Regions from separate parts of the Homo sapiens genome. Here region 1 is linked to region 2. Evidence: read pairs that join two places in POLR2A ChIA-PET (ENCODE). Cell type or tissue: GM12878. All regions are shown on one strand.

Region 1 (5,000 bases), 960 kb before region 2:
GACGTGTGGAGGGTAGGAAGGGAAACAGGCCCCATCAATATAAGGTTTATGATAACAGCCACTTTTTTTGGATTGGAAAAGATCTGATCAGGGATCCAGGGACCCACAAGAGATAGAGTCAGGTAAGTTCAAAAAGGAAGAAGCACAAGGAAGAAAAATCTTGTGTTGGCTCTGAGGTAACTAACCAAATACTCCTTGGAATAAATTCAGCATTTTAATTGATTGCAAGATTGCAGCAGCTAATACTGTGTGTATAGCAAATCCTAGTGCTCAGCACCTGAAGTAGTGCCAGACTTGGGGAGCGTCTAAAAATCAACAAAAGATCTGAAATATAACTTTATACTTTGCCTGGAAAACACCAGATGTTTAGTTCCTAGATCGTAGTTGGAGTGATAACAAGTTTTGATGGTCATGACATTATATTTTTTAAAATCCTCTGAAGTATGTATCATGTTGGCCTTTCCTCCTACATTGTCATCTTGAGGCAACAATCTTGTTATATCTGTCTGTGGATCTATCCCACCCAGTAGTGGCTCAATAAATGAGTGAATATGAGAATGAATACAGGAAGAGCTGCCCAGGCTCAGTGGCTCACACCTGTAATCCCAGCCCTTTGGGAGGCCGAGGCAGGTGGATCACTTGAGGTCAGGAGTTTGAGACCAGCCTGGCCCACATGGTGAAACCCCGTCTCTAGTAAAAACACAGAAATTAGCTGGGTGGAGTGATAGGTGCCTGTAATCCCAGCTACTCAGGAGGCTGAGGCAGGAGAATCGCTTGAGCCCAAGAGGCAGAGGTTACAGTGAGCCAAGATTGTGCCACTGCACTCCAGCCTGGGTGACAAAGCAAGATTATCTCAAAAAAAAAAAAAAAAAAAAAGGAAGAGCCTTCTTCATAAAATAAATTATAGAGCCCACACTGTAGTCTTGAACTTTGAAATCCTAACCCCTGGCCAGAAGAGGCAGCAAAAGATGATGAAGTAAATGAGCTTCAAGGGTGAGAATTGTTCCCCACAGAAAGCCACCCACTACTCTGCACTTTATGTGCAGGAGGTAATCCAGGCTGTGATACCACACCCAGGGAGAAAGCCATCCAAAAGAAACAGAGCAAAAGGAAACAAAGATATGCAAGAATCAAAGGTCTACACCATCTCAAAGTAAGAGGTTTTAAACTCTTCCTTTGTTTCCTGGACCAGACCTTCACACCTTGCTGTTTCTTCTCATCCTCCTCTGCATGGCAGAGCCCAGAACACTCAGGATTCCACAAACACATCGTATGTAACAGAAAAGGTGACTGAGCCCCAGAAGGCTTACATGGCTTCCCAGTGTCAAAACGGGCAGTAGGGAAGGGAGCCCAAATCTGGTGCTCCTCAGTCCTGTGCACAGCAATACCTTGTACATTTCCATTTTCCTCTCACTAGGCTTAGACCACTCTACAGAAATTACTTGACTTATCTCAAGGGTACTGAACAGAGTTCACCAATAAGAAAAAACAGAAGATGAAAACAGAAAAAAATAACAGCAAATGAAGGTGGTGATTTTTTAAACTATAGGGATTGAAGGAATCCACTCTTGAAATAACTACCCTGATGCTTTAAAACCTTCAGGGCAAGGATTTCTTGAGAATTTTATTGGGAAGACAGCCTTCTTGTGTTTTTAGAAGATGCTTCACACAACAGACTTTAATTAGAGAGTACTTGGCTGGTTTGTTTTCCTTCCTCTTCATTCTGTTCACTTCTTATTCACCTGACTCTCAGATTTTTTAAAAACAACTTTTACCAACTTAAAAGAAAAAAAACCAAACAGTTTAAAGGGAAAGTTATATAAAGGAAAGCACCAAAGTTTTTATCATTATTTAAAAGTATGCCGGGGAAAGATACATCTATTGAGAATACATTTTATTCAATCTCCATAGGAATAGAGGATGCACATTACACTTAACACAGGATCACTTTTAAGGTTTCTTCAAGAGTCTAGCATTGTGTGTGGCACTTTATATAGCAAATACTGAATACATGTGTACTGAATAAAAGGAAGGGAAGGAGAACTCTTTATCACTCATAGGCAGACAAGTAGTGAAGTGTGTGTTTGGGACATCTGCAAACTTTATTTTTAGTATCACTGCCCTTAAAAAACAATATAGGATTCATTTGAATTATGATATAGCTGACAAAAGATATCTCAAACATATATATTGTGAAAAAAACACTCTGGAATTGAAGAAATATACCTATGAGCTTATACAATGCTGTAGTAAACTTGCATATGATAATAGAATCAATAGATAAAACAATAAACATGCTTTATGTCACCTTAAAGTCCCTATTGCCTAAAGGATAAGAATAAGCCCTTGAGGACATTCAGGGTACTTATTTTTTTCTATTACATTCTTATTCATTTGTCCCTTGAGTAGTGCCCTAATGATATCTCCTCTATATCTTTTTTTTTTTTTACCATTTCATACTCCTGAAATGTTTACATTACCTTTTTCTCATGATATACTTACCATATGATGACAGTTGGTAGTAATGTGTTAATCAGACATACTAATATTTGCTACTACATGTGTTGGCTAATATATCGCCCCTGTAGTGGCAAATAAGATGTATTTTCCCTGTGTTTGCTTTCCTGTTGATATTGCTAATGTAATAACCTTTGCATATTCCTCTTTAATGAACTCTGACCTTGTAGAAAGTGAAGCGGTTTATGAATTTGATTACTCTTAAAACTACATTGCTTAGTTTTGTCCTCCTAGTGATAGGTAGCCTACAGCTAAAGTATTAATTCAGACTGAAAATAATACATGTGAACCCAACAAGGTTCACATGAGACCAGTGATAGTGGTATAATGGCTGCTGCTAATGAGGCACCTGAAATCACTGCTAACTGATAAAATCAGTACAATTTATCAAGTGCTTATTGTTTGCAAGAAACTGAGTGCTTTACATGTGTGATCTGTTTTTCCTCTTAGAACAGGCTAGCTATATAGATATTATTATCCTCAATTTTCTTTTGCCCACTTTTTTGAGATGGGGTTTTGCTTTGTTGCCCAGGCTGGAGTGCTGTGGCTATTTATAGGTGTGATCATAGCGCTCTACAGCCTTGAACTCCTGGGCTCAAGTGATCCTCCTGCCTTAGCTGGGACTACAAACATACACCACTGTGCCTGGCTGTTATTTTTGTTTTGTTAATTGAGAAGCCATGGGTTCGAAAGGTTAGATAACTGGCTAAACCGCATAGCCAGTTAGCCGCTGAACTGGTTTCTAATCTATTCTAATTCGCAAATGCTTTCTACTCTACTGCATCTTCAAGGAAGCCTTCCCAAACTCTTCCCACATATGTTCTGTGCTTCATAGTACCCCTGTACAACAGGTCTCTGTCTCTTTGGGCACTCATAATGGTGCATCATGATTACTTATTTATGTAGAAATCCAACATGACTGTTATCATAAGGGAGATGTTGTCTTATCCATCTTTGTATATCAGTGCCTGTGATAACACACACTTCATACACCTAATAAATGTTTACTGAATGATGTGATAGCTCAAAGTTTAGTTTATTAACTGTTCCTTGACTTCATGCCTCATGTACTGAAGTACCTTCATATCTGCTGAGCATCCAGTTTTGGAAGAGTTTGGGAACGGTTGTCATATATGTTTCTCATGAGTCACATTTCTGTGAAGATGTACTGGATGGTTAGGGATTCATCTAAGGGATGCGTTATGTTTATTTGCCCAGCTAAAATACTATAGCGATAGATAGTATCTTTAGGGCTGTCTAGAACAAATGAGCTTATTGTATGATTATCGAATTTGTAGATGATCCAGGCTCTTAACTTCTTTCTCCTCTTCCTGCTTGTTAACTTACACTGCTTTTTAAAATCTCCACTAGAGAGGATACATTAAAATCAGACAGTTTGTCTTGGTTTTAGTTTCGTGAATTGGCTGATAGGGAAAAGATGTTAAAGCTCTTGGGCAGTAAGGAAAAGAGTAAGTATCTGGATTTTATGTATTTAAGACACATGCATGCATATGTTCATTGCAGCACTATGCACAATCACAAAGACATGGAGTCAACTTAAATGCCCATCCACAGTAGACTGGATAAAGACAGTGTGGTATGTGTACACCATGGAATACTGTGCAGCCATAAAAAAGAACAAGATCATGTCCTTTGCAGGAACATAGATGGAACTAGAGGCCATTATCCTTAGCAAACTAACGCAGGAATAGAAAACCGAATACCACATGTTCTCACTTATAAGTGGGAGCTAAATAATGAGAACATGTGGACAGATAGAGGGGAACAACAGATACTGGGGCCTGCTTGAGGGAGATCAGGGGGAGGTGGGAGAGGTTCAGAAAAAGAAAATATCGGCTGGGCGCAGTGGCTCACGCCTGTAATCCCAGCACTTCGGGAGGCCGAGGCGGGTGGATCACGAGGTCAGGAGATCGAGACCATCCTGGCTAACACAGTGAAACCCCATCTCTACTAAAAATACAAAAAATTAGCCGGGTGTGGTGGCGGGTGCCTGTAGTCTCAGCTACTCTGGAGGCTGAGGCAGGAGAATGGCGTGAACCTGGGAGGTGGAGCTTGCAGTGAGCTGAGATCGCACCACCGCACTCCAGCCTGGGCAAAAGAGCAAGACTCCGTCTCAAAAAAAAAAAAGAAAAGAAAAACAAAAAAAAAACATCAAGTACTACGCTTAGTACCTGGATGACTAAATAATCTGTACACCAAACCCCCAAGTCATAAGTTTACATGTATAACAAGCCTGCACATGTACCCCTGAGCCTAAAATAAAAGTTAAAATGTTTATTTTAAAAAGTTATTCTGGTCCTCCCTCTGTCATGAATAGTTCAAAGTAACTTATCTCCCTTTAAGAGACTTGCGTGTCTCAAAATTGTATGAGAATTTTAGTGCATTACTTACAACCTGCGCCAGAGAGGGCAAACTGGTTAATCTAGATTGCAAGTGCTTATTAAGGACTATTCCTATATTCA
Region 2 (5,000 bases):
TTGTGAGCTGTCAATGTTTGATGGGTAGATCCTGAAACATTAACTGATTAAATTCTTCAATGCTATGCGGTCATATTGGTGGCCTCCGCTGTTCTGAGCTTCTAAATTTGTGTATCGACACATGGGAATTCACTAAATGTGCAGCAGAGAGCAGAGTGGAACATTGTGGCATCAGCTTGAAATTTCCTAAAGAGAACCAGTGGAATGATGTTGAAATCAATTGAAATATTATTTATTGATTGCCTATGTTTTATAGCACCTAATAAATTGTCCAATCCCTTAAAAACACTCCATCTGCCTAATTCTCCATTTCCAGTTGCAGCAGATACAAGGATACAAAGATACTCTGTACTGGTAGAGAGGGATGATTTCAGGTTTTCTTCACAGCACCGGGCTCCCTGACAGCTATTCTTCGTGCTTGTGCACACTCACAGTTTTCAATTTCAGTTGGGACAAGAGAAGTGTTTTTCTCCCATATTCAGTTGTCTTGGTATTTTTTACCCTGACGGCCTCCCCTACCCTCCAACACATGTGCTTCCTCAGAGCTTCTTCATCCATATGCTAAGAGTGGGGTGTGGCTTCTCAGCATTTTGTGTTTCACTGCACACCTGGAAACCTATGGGCTAATGACCCTGTGAGAATTTGGGTGGTAAGGAGGCTGCAGAGATCAGCTTCCTTTTATAGATGTAGAAACTGAGGCCTGGAGAGGTGAAGAAATTCATCTGAGATCATTCAGCCAACAAATATCAGGACAGCACCTCTAACGTCAGTGCAATTTCAGCTTTTCCACTAAGGTATACTGGGAGGAGTGCAGTGGTATGTACCGGGCTGAGTCCTGGTTAAGGGGTTATAGTGGACTGACCAAGGAGTGAAAGAAAAAGAATATAGTGGCCGGGTGCAATGGTTCATGCCTGTAATCCTTGCATTTTGGGAGGCTGAGGTGGACGGATCACCTGAGGTCAAGAGTTTGAGACCAGCCTGGCTGACATGGCAAAACCCTGTCTCTACTAAGAATACAAAAATTAGTCGAGTGTGGTGGCACATGCCTGTAACCCCAGCTACGTGGGAGGCTGAGGCAGGAGAATCGCTTGAACCTGGGAGGCAGAGACTGGTGAGCCGAGATCGAGCCACTGCACTCCAGCCTGGGCAACAGAGTGACTCTGTCTCAATTAAAAAAAAAAAAAAAAAAAAAAAAAGAACACTGAATCAGGGTTTGGGTCAGGGTTTGTTTGAGGTTGTATTAGAAGCATATCTTTCGGTCAGGAAGCATGAATATTCTCTCTCTGATATAAGCGAAAAGGAAGAGATTAAAGGCATGACGAAGATCAGGTCTTTTTAAATAGGTGTTTACTTTCTATTGAAACCACGGAACAATGAATATTTATTCATCATCAGGTAATTTGGGGTAATGGAGTATAGACAATTTCTGGTTTTACCTTCTTGCCTCTTTGGGTCCGTGCTGCCTTTTGTTTTGCTTAAAATGGGCTAAAAGAGAAAGCAACTGAAACACTTTCCAGATCTGATAACTTCCGAGATCTCAAGTGAAACCTCTGGCTCGCGTCCAAGGGTGAGGTCACACAGTCTGATATTAGTTGGATTTATGTTGGTGTGTCCACCAAAATACAGAGCAGCACACTGCCATAATTCTTGACAGCCATTTATTAGGTAGGTAGGAATGGCACTTGGGTCAGTTGTATGCTGTGTATTGCCACCCAGAAGCATAGCCGATCCATGGCCATAGGCATTTCTTTTCTTTTTCAGTTGATAGTTTTAAGTTCATGTGGAAAACGTGCCTTTGGTTTTACCTGGTTTTATGCCTTTGGCCTTATCTTTGCTCACTCATACTCTTGAATTCAGATCTGTCTGGACACGTCTGGAGGTCTGGTGTTTTGGTCTCCAACAGTTTGTTTTCATGATTGTCTGAAGTACCTCTGGGAAAGTCCTCATTCTATAGGAAGACAGTTGAATTGGATAAGAAATATCTAAAGCACAAATAGACATTGCTTATGTCTGTCAACAGATGAGAACCTGAAAAAGCCAATTTTTCAAGATGGATCCCAAGTGGCTAAGTGGGCTTAGATTTAACATAGAGTCAAGCAGCCATTTGCTGACTTGAGGCCCCACACATACTCTGAGTTCCCCCAAACCCTGGAAACCCCCACATCTTTTTAACTTTGGGACGTTGAGAACTCACCTGAACCAACCAATCAAAGCTCAGCTGTATTGACCAATCAGGGCTCAGCTGTATCAACCAATCAACAGAACTCACTTGTGTCAATCAATAGGAACTAAACAAGTTTCAGATCTTTGAATTAACAGACTCGATTGGAAACTTGGGTGGGAACATTTGCTGTAAAATCCAAACCCTCTTGTTGTTCTCTGGAATGCACCTTCCTTTTACACCAAAGCGTATTTCTCCAGTTTGCAGACTGTTCACTGAAATAAAGTCTCTTTTCTCCAAATTCCTTTTCAGAGAACTTTTGTTCACATCTTATACAAAACAGTAAGTAGCTGTTAAGTATATAGATATGGATAGTGACATTTATTAGATGCTTATTGTATGCTGTGTACCAGACATTTATTAGATGCTTATTGTATGCTATGTACCATTTTAACTGCTTTACAGATCTTCGCAGCAACGCTTTGAAGCTCGTGCTCTTATGATTTCATTTTACAAACAAGAAACTGAGAAACAGAAAAGTGAATAGGAGCTTGTACAGTCTCAAAGAGCTTACAGTGGAGTTAGAAAGTTAATACTCAACTCATTCATTCAACAAGCTGAATGCCTACTAGCAATTTGAGTTTATGAAAGTTTATGTACCTCTTTAAGGCTTGCCCAAAGGAGCTCACAATCGAATAGAGGGATGTTTATGTAAACCAAAGTTGAAAAATGTGTTAATAGACAGAAAGAGGATTCCAAGGGAAGCATGCTGCCAATCACTTGGATTACTTTCCAGTCGAACAGAATCATGTTGGAAACCTAGGGAGAATGGGCTGTGTTAAAAGTGAAAGCAAAATCTCAAGATGACTGATTTACCAAAATCTGTGTGCCACATTGAGTATGTTAAGTGGCATCAGTAACTACATCAGGGACAGGGTTGGCAGTAGAAGAGAAAGTGGCTTGTGCAGCCTTGGGAAGTGACATCACTGGGAGCTCAGCAGCTAAATCAGTATCTTGGCCATTAGCACTTTTGACACTGGTTCTCACTGGCAGATACCACTGGATGGGACCGAGCAGGAGAGGAGGAAAGTGGCAGATACTATGTGATGGCTGAGAAGCAGTGTTGATGAGCTTATTAGTCATCTCCTGGCAAGTCCATGACATTTGCTTATGTTGATGGGGGGTGTGTGGGATGGGAGGAAGAGAACTGACAATTAAGGAGGCAGAAAATTCCTAGTAACATAATCTTGCACTTCAGTTTTGTATGTGTTTTGGGACATAAATTCCAGACAGTGTGAGTTAGCAGATGAGTGTTCTAGGCATATTCCTGTGCCTCAGCTCCTCTGTAGAATGGTGCTGGCAATACAGTTTGCCTCATTGGGCTCTTGTAAGCTTTAAATAGGTTATTATACATAAAGAGCTAATAGTGATGCCTGTAGCCGTTGTCTAAGTGCTAGCTCTGATGATGGTGACAAAGAAGTAATAGCAATCAGTGGTTTAGATTAAACCATTTTAGGCATAAACTGTTCTGCTAGAATCCAAGGGGAGATTTTTTCCCATCAAGGAGACATAGCTTGTTGGGAAGATAAGACATACCCAATTGCAGAAGTAATTAATTAATTCTTTTTTTTTTTTTTTTTTTTTTTTTTGCGATGGAGTTTCGCTCTTGTTGCCCAGGCTGGAGTGCAATAGCATGATCTCGGCTCACCACAACCTCTGCCTCCTGAGTTCAAGTGATTCTCCTGCCTCAGCCTCCCGAGTAGCTGAGATTACAAGCATGTGCCACTACACCTGGCTAATTTTGTATTTTTAGTAGAGACGGGTTTTCTCCATTTTGGTCAGGGTTGTCTTGAACTCCCAACCTCAGGTGATCCACCTGCCTCAGCCTCCCAAAGTGCTGGGATTACAGGTGTGAGCCACTGCGCTGGCCGAATAATTAATTCTTAACATCTAATTTCCTACCTGTGCACACTTATCCAGCCCAGGATTACCTTTTAGTACCTCTTCTTATGCATCCTCATTCTCTCTAGCCATGCCAGATGACCCCAGAGACCTAGATTAGGTTCTCTTATGTGTTCATGCATTCACATAAGCCATTGTAATCAGTCTAGAGTTCCTTTCTCCTTTGATCTGCCTGTTGAAATGGACATCCTTTCTGCAAAATCCTTCATATTACCCGCCCTAGACCCTCAGTTAATTCAGCTGTCACTGCATTGCCATGGTGCCCTGAACATGCCTTTTGGAAAATTGTTTTACCTGCGTATTTCTCTACTAGATTATGAACTCCCTGGGAGAAATTTATATATATTTTCATATTTCAGATTCGATGTAGTTGCCTTATGGAATAAATGAGTGAATATTTTTCTAACTCCATGGTAAACTGTTTTGAGACTGGATCTGTTAATTTTTCTGAGGCTGTTTTTTTTTTTTTTTGGCCTATAAAATGGGTTATTTATAAGCAGGAAGTACAGTGGTTAGAACAAAATGATAACTCACTGAATGTTGGTTATTTCTATGAACATAACTTTCAAATATTTGTATTCAGTCCAAACATTGTTTGGATTACATTAAGGTAACAAAAATGGCTACTTTTTATGTTCTGTTCTTCCTGAACTCTTAACTTCCCTGATTTATGAAAGGACTCTTCCTCCACTCCTCTCAGACATGCTTCCCTGGGGCCATTTACCTCCCACTAAAAATCAAATGAAGCTAATCTCCCTGGCTTGATATTGATTCCATCTAGTCCAGAGAGAATATGCTAATCACCTTTGCTAAGTGCTTTCTGGCTAAAGGTGTAAAAGCCTGATTCCATTTGAGGGGAAAAAATTGAAATTTCTGT

Evidence for each region. ChIA-PET counts read pairs that join two places held together with the same protein. Peaks named below come from ENCODE experiments on the same cell type or tissue, not always from the same donor. Only the 100,000 strongest peaks of a DNase experiment are listed, where the experiment ranks them.
Region 1: POLR2A ChIA-PET joins it to region 2 with 6 read pairs; 2 of 35 experiments call an interaction of 5 or more read pairs at or near these places.

What each region holds. Positions count from the first base shown.
Region 1 is chr6:20,957,114-20,962,113 of GRCh38, forward strand. All of the region lies in intron 10 of CDKAL1 (CDKAL1 threonylcarbamoyladenosine tRNA methylthiotransferase), which reads left to right. Among named protein-coding and RNA genes, the nearest start is that of CDKAL1, 430 kb to the left of the region's middle. In GM12878, no CTCF peak of the experiment used is centred here; no DNase peak of the experiment used is centred here.
Region 2 is chr6:21,912,736-21,917,735 of GRCh38, forward strand. All of the region lies in intron 5 of CASC15 (cancer susceptibility 15), which reads left to right. Among named protein-coding and RNA genes, the nearest start is that of NBAT1, 230 kb to the right of the region's middle. RefSeq lists an enhancer at 1,472-1,521. In GM12878, no CTCF peak of the experiment used is centred here; a DNase peak (open chromatin) is centred at 3,063; H3K4me3 peaks cover 589 bases.